2 separate regions of the Homo sapiens genome follow, and region 1 is linked to region 2. A link is a contact called in ENCODE Hi-C or POLR2A ChIA-PET data. All regions are on one chromosome and are shown on one strand. Each heading gives the region's core, a stretch centred on a gene start or an enhancer-like site at or near the end of the contact. The rest is flanking DNA. Distances are from core to core; before and after follow the strand shown.

Region 1 (4,587 bases), core at 1,539-4,038, 76 kb before region 2:
GTACTAACAAGCATGTGTTAATGCAACCTTATGAGGTGGGTGCTAGTCCCATTTTATGCAGAGGCTGAGGCGCAGAGATGAACGTGCTTGTCTCAGATGAATGGCTAGTCGGTGGTAGGCAGCCTGGCTACAGGGCCCAGACCTTACCACCGCACTGCACTATGGGGTCTCATGGTTTCCAGGCCCTTCCGGGGCAGCAGCACAGGGCTGGCACTTACCAGCCTGGGTTCAGGTCATAACTCGTCCACATCAAATACGTGAATGAAGTTCTCTCTTTTCTCCCTGACTTGGTATCTCCATCTTTAAAATAATATCCCCCATAAAAGCTAGCCATGAAGATCAAATGACTTGTGCAAGCAGATTTTGAAAATTCTGAAATACTCTCCCTTCAAAGGCAAGGAATTATTATCTACTGCAGCATAAACTGAAGCGAGGCAGCTATAGGCAAGGGCTAGAAGAACCCAGACTCTGAAGGCCTCGGAAGACCACCTGTGCTTCAGTGGATCCTCAAGTCATGGAGACAATTGGCCTCCATGATCCATCATCCATGGGTTCCTCCACGGAGAAACTTGGCCAGAGCTGGGTTCAGTGGGCCCGGGAGCTGGGTACTGGCAGGCCAGGAACCCAGGGGCAGACCCCATGCTGCAAACTCTACTGCAAGCCCTGCCATGCACCCCTCCCCACCACATCATGAGGTGGGAATCCTCTACCCACCCCATAAACCAGGAAACCTGTCACCAATCAGGCGCTGTGCACAGCTGTCTTTCACTCCCTCCCTGAAGTCCCTCCTGTGGCCAGGCAGCCACAGGAAGGGGCTCTTGGGACTGTGAAATCCAGAGGTCTCTAAGGAAGGTAGGAAGAAAGGGGGCTTTGCCAGGGACTGCAGGGTTCCAGTGTCCTTGGCTCCCACAACAGAAGCCGTGTCTGCCCTCCTGTTTTTTCTGTTATTGCCCAAGCCATGCTGAGGTGCCCACAGCACTGTGGGCTATCTGGGGTCAGTACCCTGGGGAGAACATGTACACACACACACACACACACACACACACACACACACACACGTCTTTGGAGAAATTCACCCTAAGTCCCTGGGGACTGGCATTCTCAGTGTGTGGCCTTTTAAATTCCCAAGGGCAATGACTCAAACTACTGTACTGGGCAGGTTAGAGGGTGCAAATAGGCATTTTTGAATGACTGACTATTTTCTAATGGCGGCAAGTCTGCTTTCACAGCTAATCACAGCTAATAGAACATGATCTACTGTAAAAATTATTATTTTTCACAGTACAAGACACAATAGCCAAGATTTGGAAGCAAACTAAGTGTCCATGAACAGATGAATGGATAAAGAAAATGTGATTCATGTGCACAGTAAAGTACTATTCAGCCATCGAAAAGAATGAGATCCTGTCATTTACAACAACATGGATGGAACTGGAGGTCACTGTGTTAGGTGAAATAAACCAGGCACAGAAAGACAAACTTTGCATGTTCTCACTCATTTGTGCAAGCTAAAAATTAAGAACAACTGAATTCATGGGGAGAATAGAAAGATGGTTACCAGAGGCTAGGAAGGGTAGTGGGGTGGGGCTGGGAGGAATAGCTAATGGATACAAAATATAGTTGGACAGAAGGAGTAAAATCTAATATTTGATAGCACAACAGGGTGACTACAGTCAACAATTTTTTGTATTTTTAAAAGTAACAAAAAGAGTATAATTGGAATGTTTGTAACATAAAGAGATGATAAATGCTTGAGGAGATGGATACCCCATTTACCCTGATGTAATTATTATGCATTGTATGCCTGTATTGAAATATCTCATGTACCCCATAAATATATACACCTATCATGTGCCCATAAAAATTAAATGTTTTGCCGGGCACAGTGGCTCACGCCCGTAATCCCAGTACTTCGGGAGGCTGAGGTGGGCGGATCACGAGGTCAGGAGATCGAGACCATCCTGGCTAACACGGTGAAACCCCATCTCTACTAAAAATACAAAAAATGAGCCGGGTGTGGTGGCGGGCGCCTGTAGTCCTAGCTACTTGGGAGGCTGAGACAGGAGAATTGCTTGAACCCGGGAGGTGAAGCTTGCAGTGAGCCGAGATCGCGCCACTGCACTCCAGCCTGGGTGACAAAGCAAGACTCCATCTCAAAAAAGAAAGCGAAAAGAAAAATTAAACGTTTTAAAAAATATGATTTTCCTATCTTGTGTTTTGGTTAACAAAAGCCACCATCTCTCCTCCCAGTATGAGAACAAACAAAGCACCCAGGACAGCCCTGGAAAGGTAGTATCCAGCCGGCTGGCTGCGTTCCATCCTCCATCTGCAGCCACGGCCCAGGTGCCAAGCTGGCTATGGTGATGAGGTCCGGGGATAATTATGCTGGCAGCGTCCATGCTGCCCCTGGGCTGTGTCACTCCGTCAGCCTGCTCATCCGCTGCCACTCTGTCGGCTCCCCTGCTTGCGATTTCCTGTCCTTGCAGCTTGATCTCACTACAATTTGCACATACTTTCCCGCTCAGGAAGAATGTCTCCATTCAAATCCCTCGCAGGATACAGTCTATTTTGGAAGCCACTTAATGGCAAAGGTGAGCAATGTGCCCAAGCTTGTACTTATTTACAGAGCCCTCCTTCCCACTGTTTTCTCCAAATGCCACCCCTGGCTCAAGGGCTTTGCCTGATCGTCACGGTATTAGCGTTGAACACTATCAAGGCTGCTCTGTGGGCCCAGCACTCCAGCAAATGAATAGAAACATAATGTTCCTGCCAAGCTGATTTATCTATCATTTAACCAGAGTGAGCGAGAGAAGAAACAAACAGTGGGAGAAGATGTCTCACGCACACTGAAGTTAGACCACTGCAAAACTGAGCCAGACGGCTTTGTTGTGCAGCTTTCTGATGCCTCCAGGGGACAGCTGCTTATCGGAGGGAGACTATTATGGGGTGAGTTTTAAGAATTTTTTTCCCCAAAATAAGGCTGCCACTCAATTTGGGACATCCCCCTAAACACAGTCCTGGTCCTGCTCCCGACAGCCTACCCACCTGCCACAATCCGGACCCACAGCTTCTCCTCTGCCACCCCATCTTGTCATTTAACCGGGGAAGAAGGCAGGTTTGGCTGAGTGAGGTGGCTCATGCCTGTAATCCCACTTTGGGAGGCCAAGGCGGGTGGATTACCTGAGGTCGGGAGTTCAAGACCAGCCTGTCCAACATGGAGAAACCACGTCTCTACTAAAAATATAAAATTAGCCAGGCGTGGTGGTGCATGTCTGTAATCTCAGCTACTCAGGAGACTGAGGCAGGAGAATTGCTTGAACCCGGGAGGTGGAGGTTGCAGTGAGCCGAGATGGTGCCACTGTACTCCAGCCTGGGCAACAAGAGTGAAACTCCGTCTCAACAAAAAACAAACAAACAAACAAACACACACACACACACACACACACACACACACACAGGAAGAAGAAGAGCTCTGTAGACCCCGGCAGGAGTATTCATCACGCCTCTGTTGTGAGAGCAGACTTTCTGCATGGTCTGGGCTCCTACATCCTAAACTAAGTCAGTGCTGCTATCTGGCATTGCTTTCCTTGGTTCACAGTTGGGAGACATTAGCACTCTTAGCTGCACTAACTTTTATTCTAAAATAAGTAATGATTACAACTTTGAAATAAGTCTAAGAATGTGGGGGTGGGGGAAGTAAGAAGAGTTTATATCAGGCAACTTCATGCAAGAATAAGGTCTTAGATAAGTCGGGTTTCAAGATCAGTGTCAGGCAGGAGGATCCCCTAAGGGGTGGTGGGGGAATCCTTCCCAGGACCTGGAGGAGCCGACAGGCACTTCATGCCCCAAAGCCACAAGGAAGAGTGTCATCCACAGCATTTTCCCCTGAAAGCAGAGCCAACTACTGATGCTAGAACAGGAGCCTTGGGACAGACCTTCCTGGAGCTTGTTGGAATTCTAGCTTAAGCCCCACAATTTATCCTTTCCTGGCCATGGGTTCATGATTCTCAAGTGGCTTCGTAGCGGGACTCACTGACGTTTCCTATTCTCATGGCCAAACATCCTAGCAGTGATGACTGAAGAGGCAAGATACAAACTGGGGCCAGGGCGTCTGCCAACAGGCAGAATTGTCTTCGCTTTGACAGCCTCTCCTCTTGTCCTCCTCCAGGTTGGGGCTGGAGATGTTCCATGCAGCATCCTGCAAGGGGAAGCAGTTACTTTATGAGAGCGATGCTTCAACCAGCTAACTGGATAGCCCTCCCTTTTGCAGCTGGTGTGGGTGAAGATGTGGAAGCTTGATTCTCCTTGGAAGCTCTGATCACCCCAGCCCAGAACCACTAGTCCCCACTTAGTCTTGGAGAGGAGGCAAGGATGTGTGTCCTCTGCGTGTAGCCTTACGGTCTGCAAATGCTTATGAAAACCTATGAAAGAGAGACTATTCATTTTAGTTCCATTTTAGAGAAAAAAAAAAAAAACCTGAAGCTTAGAACATTTAAGAAATTTTCCCTAAATCCATCTAGCTAGCAAGAAGTGGGGACAAAATGAGAGTCCACTTGGCTCTCAGATCCAGCCTCAAGTACCTTTGAG
Region 2 (5,148 bases), core at 1,454-3,953:
GAGCAATGGAAAACAAAAACTGAATCTTTGGACATGGGCTAAAAACAAGCTTGATAATTGCATCCTTGGTACCCATGGACATTTGCCCGTAGCCCCTAAACCATTCCATAATTTGAAAATGTTCGGTTTGTTTGCCATTTCTCAGTTTGCTGAGTTTGGTTTTGTCTCCACATCCAAACGTTCAGAATCTTATTCAACCTGATCCAAACCACTCTGGTCTAGAAATAGGTCTTGATATCCAGCCAGCCTGGGTTTTTATGCAATATTTCCAGTACTTCTGCTTTCAAAACAAGGTGGTGGAAAGAAAACACCAGACAAGCCCTACTGTTGTATTCCAGAACTTTCCCAGTTCCTTCTGGAAACTTTGGGCCTTCTTCAGAGAATTGTTGTGAGATACAACCAAGAAAAATAAAAATAATATGACCTTACCCTTGTATAACACCCAATGGTTTATGTGTCGCTGATATTTACTCAGCTCATTGTTTTCACATGTACTGTCCTTTGACGCCTCCAAAGAGGGAACTTATAGTAAGCTCCAAGCCAAGGGTCTTGGTTTTCTTGGGACTTCCACATTGCTGTCTTACTCATCTAGGGCCTGGGAACAACAGGTAAGGGGAGCTTTGCCATGCAGAAGCTGGGGCAAGGACGGCAGCACTCCTAGGCTCGCACAGTCAACGAGTGACAGAGCTGGGACTAGAACCCATCAGGTCTGGGCTCCTTCCACTGCACCGTGTGAATTCTATACCTGCTGTGAACGTTATCATGCAATAAATAACATCACAATACTCAGTGTTTGTTAACATTAATTATGGAAGTATAGGTGTACCATATGTCACTAAAATAGGTAGCCTGCTTAAGTCAATTTCTAGTGTATTTCAAAACCATTACAGTAGCATTTTCTTTCTTTTTTTTTTTTTGAGGCAGGGTCTCTGTTACCCAAGCTGGAGTGCAGTGGCAGAACCATAGCTCATTGCAGCCTTGACCTCCAGGGCTCAGGCAATCCTCTCACATCAGCTTCCTGAGTACCTGGGACTGTAGACATGCACCACCACACCTGGCTAATTTTTTAATTTTTTGTAGAGACAGGGTCTCACTGTGTTGCCCAGGCTGGTCTAAAACTCCTGAGCTCAAGGAATCCTCCTGCCTAAGCCTCCCAAAGTGCTGGGATTACAGGCATGAACCACCATGCCCGGCCTACAGTAGCATTTTATCAGCACCAGGCAGTGAAACCAAAGTTCAGCAATGTTGACGCTATGTCTGCATCCTTACGCTAGATCATAACTAACAATTAATAATATATTGAGTACAAATTAAGCAAGTGAATGAGGATGAAAAGAGTTGATTTATTCAAGGCCTTGGGAAGTCTAAACGATTATCTGAGAAGCAGCATAACATGGTGGATCACCATAGCCTCCAGAGCCAGACTGTGTGGGTTTACACCTTTCATTTACTGACTGGTTGTTGCAGTTACTTAAACTCTCTGTGTCCCTGTTTCCTCATCTGTAAGATAGAGATACTAACCTACTCATCTCTAGTCGCAGAGATAGCCTACTTCATGTAGGTGCTGTATTAATTGAATTAACATATGTAAAGACTTGGAATAGTCCTTGGTACCCAGCAAGCACAATATAAGCCTTTGCTATTATTATCGACTACATTGATCATCTAAATGACTAACTGCTGCCTTCTTATTTTATGATATAATGCTCTCTGTTGTTCGTTTGTGTATGTTTTTTGTCCCTAGTGTGACTATACATTCCCTGAGGGCAGGGGAAGCTTGTTATTAACTTGGTCACCCCTCAATACCTCATAGAGTGGTAGACTCGTTAGTAGGTGGTCAATAAACACTAATGGAAATCATAAACCCATTTTAAATTCTTATTTAAAATGCCACAAATCAACTCAAAAATCTCTGATGATTTCTGTTGCCTAGGGATCAAGTCTGACCTCAGGCAGGCAGCCAACTCTGTCTTCAAGTTCATGACCTGATGCTTTTTCACGCCCCACTGTCATTGTGTCCCAACAGATTCTCTTGCCACACCCCAAGCAGGGGTGGCAATGCCCACCTTGATGCCTTTGATTGTTTTTCTTCCTTTTCGGGAACACCCTTCCTTTTGTGTTTCGCCCATCCACATCATATACCCCCTTCAAAGCCCACTTGACCTCTCTCCTCCCAGAGGATGCTTCCCAACTCCCCAAGTCAAGTGGTCATCTTCATCATCTCCCGACTCCTGTAGATTATAACTGCAGCTCATTGGAAATGTCTCATATCCAGGCTTAACTATTGGTCAAAATCTTATGTACGGCCTCATTGTATTTATTCATAGCTGATTACCTCCTTGATCAGTTATAAGTTCTGGGAGGTCACAGATGTTGCCGATCTGCCTCATCCTCTTGAATCCCCAGCACAGCATCTGACACATGCTGGGTTGTCAGTGTATTCCTTATCTATTGTGTAACAAATCGCCCCCAAACTGGGCTGCTGAGAACAAACATAATCACTCATGACCTCTCCCAGCGTCTGTGTGTCGGGAGCTCAGGAGCTGCTTGTCTGGTGGTGGTTCTGGCCCAGTGACTCTTGAGGTTGCAACAGATGTCAGCCAGGGCCGCAGGGACCTGGAGACGCCACTAGGGCTGGAGGAGCCGCTTCCGAGGTAGCTCACACACCCCGCTGGCTGGCAAGTCAGTGCTGGCTGTTGGCAGGAGCCTCTGTGCTTCCCACGTGGGCCTCCCCAGAGGGCTGCTGGAGAGTTCTCTGAGCAGAAGGCTGGCTGGCTACCTCCTTTCCCCTCCCACTCCAGAGTGAGGAATCCAAAAAAACACCAAGGCCAAAGCTGAGATGCCTTTTATGACCTGGCTTTGGAAGTCACACCGTGTCTAGGTGTCTGGCTTTTAGAGTCAAGAGATAATTGCTTTTTGTTAAGTGTCATCTTCATGAGTTCATATGCTCTTTGAAAGAAAAAAACGACATCCCCTCCTTCCAGTATCTAGCACAGTGCTTTGCATCCAATAAGCACTCAGATCTTGAATATATTTGCAATTAATGAAAGGATATTTGCTGGTAAATGCCATCAATATCTTCATAATCAATCAAATCATGACTTAATTTTTAGGTTTTCATCAGACAATTATTGTAGTCAGATGAATAATGTTTAAGGAAACAGAATTCCCATCTTCAAAATTCTTTAAACAAGCTGAGAAATGTGACAGACACCACCAGGAACAATTCAAAGATAATCTCCTGTAGCTACTGAGCATAATGCTTTGTGATTTTATGATTTAAGTGTTATGTCTACATGTTTGAGGTTTTCATTTGCTTTTCTTGGCATAGACTCACTGTTTCTAGACCACCAGTACTCCTAAAGACCAAAATTAATTGCTAGTTTTATAGTTTTATATGTCTAAATGATAGGGATGCCAGATTGTGTCAAAATGAAAGCACATCCAAATTTAATGAAGTTCAAAGGAAGAAATGTTTATTTATGGATTAAAGTCTAAAACGATCTGTTGCTTGTAGTTACTGAAATAGTGACAGCTCTTCTCAGCAGGGGGAGGGAGGGTGAGAAGAGAAGAGCCAGGGAGAAAGCTCTTCTGTGAGCCTGAGAGTGGAATCAACAACAACCCAAGTTCCTGGGTCTTTTCACACCAGTTGAGATCACAGATGATATACAAATGAAGTCATGAAGAAAAGGGGAACCTCTGGTAAGGGGGCAGAGGTTTTATTCTCTCAGCTCGTCACACATCTGCACAGGCGTGTCTCGACATGTCTTCAGGAGCAGAGCATACTTAATCTCTTTGGGGCACAGTTTTGCTGGTTGTTGAACTTCAGTGATATCATTAGACATCCCTTGGAATAAAGGGCACAAAGAATCTAACCTACTAGGTCACCAGAAACTTATTTCCACATCGTTTATGACCACCAAGTCCCTGTGCACATGTTGCCTGAGATCAAATCACTGGGTACCATGTTTGCTGGGGCAGAAAGAACTGACCAGCTTTTGTATTTGAGCAGAAGTTTTAGAACTCATCTCTACAGCTCTTCATTGTTTCCAAGGACTTAAGTGCATCTTAACAAATATTTCTTCCATCACAAGATAGATCAACATCTAATTACAGTGATTTTATTCAGTAAGATACTTTAATTACATTCATCATTTTTGTTCAATCTGAACAAATTCTAGAATTTGAATATGGCATAATGATTTGTCATTTAATATTTAGGTGGATATTTTTTAACAGAAAATATCTGTTACTTTTCAATTCATCCAAACTCTACATCAGCTTTCTTTGAAATGAACTGCAGTTTGGATACCATAAAAAGAACATTAGATTTGGAGTCAGAAAATCCAAGTCTAAACCCCAAGTTTCCTACTTATTTTCTGTGTGATCATGATTTATTCATTAACTTCTCAGAGTTTCATCTCAGTTTCATAATATGTAAAGCAAAGATAATCTCACTGCCCTCTGTACTTCACAAGGTTGCTGTGAAAATCAAAATCTTTGCTGTATGTATGTGAAAGCCCCTAGTGAACAGAAGAGTTTTACAAGAAGGAGGTATGTTAATGTTTTTATCTTGCACATAAAATACTAAAGCATAGTACTTCCACTCACAGCCAGCATGTCCTCTGTTTCACCTTCTACCACCACCACCAGCAGCAATGCCAAAAAACTAAGTCTTCTTGTTAACTATCTATTATAAGCATCTGATTTCATGGACAGAAATTGTCTATGGGTCAAATCGTGTGTCCTGGTATGGACTGTCAGCTACTGATGGCCTTCAAAACCTGCCCATAACACCACTAACCATCTGAAAAGGCAGGAATGCTTTGTCTCACAGTTCCAATTATAACCCCCAGTGGTGTGAGATGAGGCTTCTTCTAGCCGCCTTTTTCCTCCATATCTCAATAATTTCATGCAGCTTTTAGATGGATTAGAAACATAATTTTACTATGGTAAACACAAAATGGTTTTAAGAGAAAAATGGACCTGATGTCTACCATCAAAAAGGACAGCTTAACCAAAAACAATACTAGGATCAAAAGTCTGGTTTTAGGTTGTACCATCTTCATTGTCTGAATTCAAGAAATTCAATAACTCCACCCCAGTGGCTAGTTGGGTTACTTGATGGCACATTGTGTAGCTAATTCC

The links. Hi-C counts contacts between places; a loop is a spot of excess contacts on that map. ChIA-PET counts read pairs that join two places held with the same protein, here RNA polymerase II (POLR2A).
Region 1: a map of Right ventricle myocardium inferior shows a loop between it and region 2 (1.9-fold over the local background). The contact joins the promoter of LINC02630 here to the enhancer-like site in region 2. A Hi-C loop is called at or near these places in 3 of 168 maps with a recorded cell type or tissue (GM12878, Right ventricle myocardium inferior and sigmoid colon). POLR2A ChIA-PET finds 5 or more read pairs at or near these places in 1 of 52 experiments (OCI-LY7).

The regions. Positions count from the first base shown.
Region 1 is chr10:35,897,079-35,901,665 of GRCh38, reverse strand. LINC02630 (long intergenic non-protein coding RNA 2630) reads left to right here and starts at 2,788. Exons shown (of 2, transcript XR_930822.3): 1 at 2,788-2,946; 2 at 4,169-4,460.
Region 2 is chr10:35,820,011-35,825,158 of GRCh38, reverse strand. No RefSeq gene overlaps it. Among named protein-coding and RNA genes, the nearest start is that of PCAT5, 44 kb to the right of the region's middle. Within about 2 kb of position 2,703, at least 6 of the 41 ENCODE cell types and tissues checked have a DNase peak (open chromatin) inside an H3K27ac peak, as active enhancers do; they include GM12878, where a contact is called at or near this core.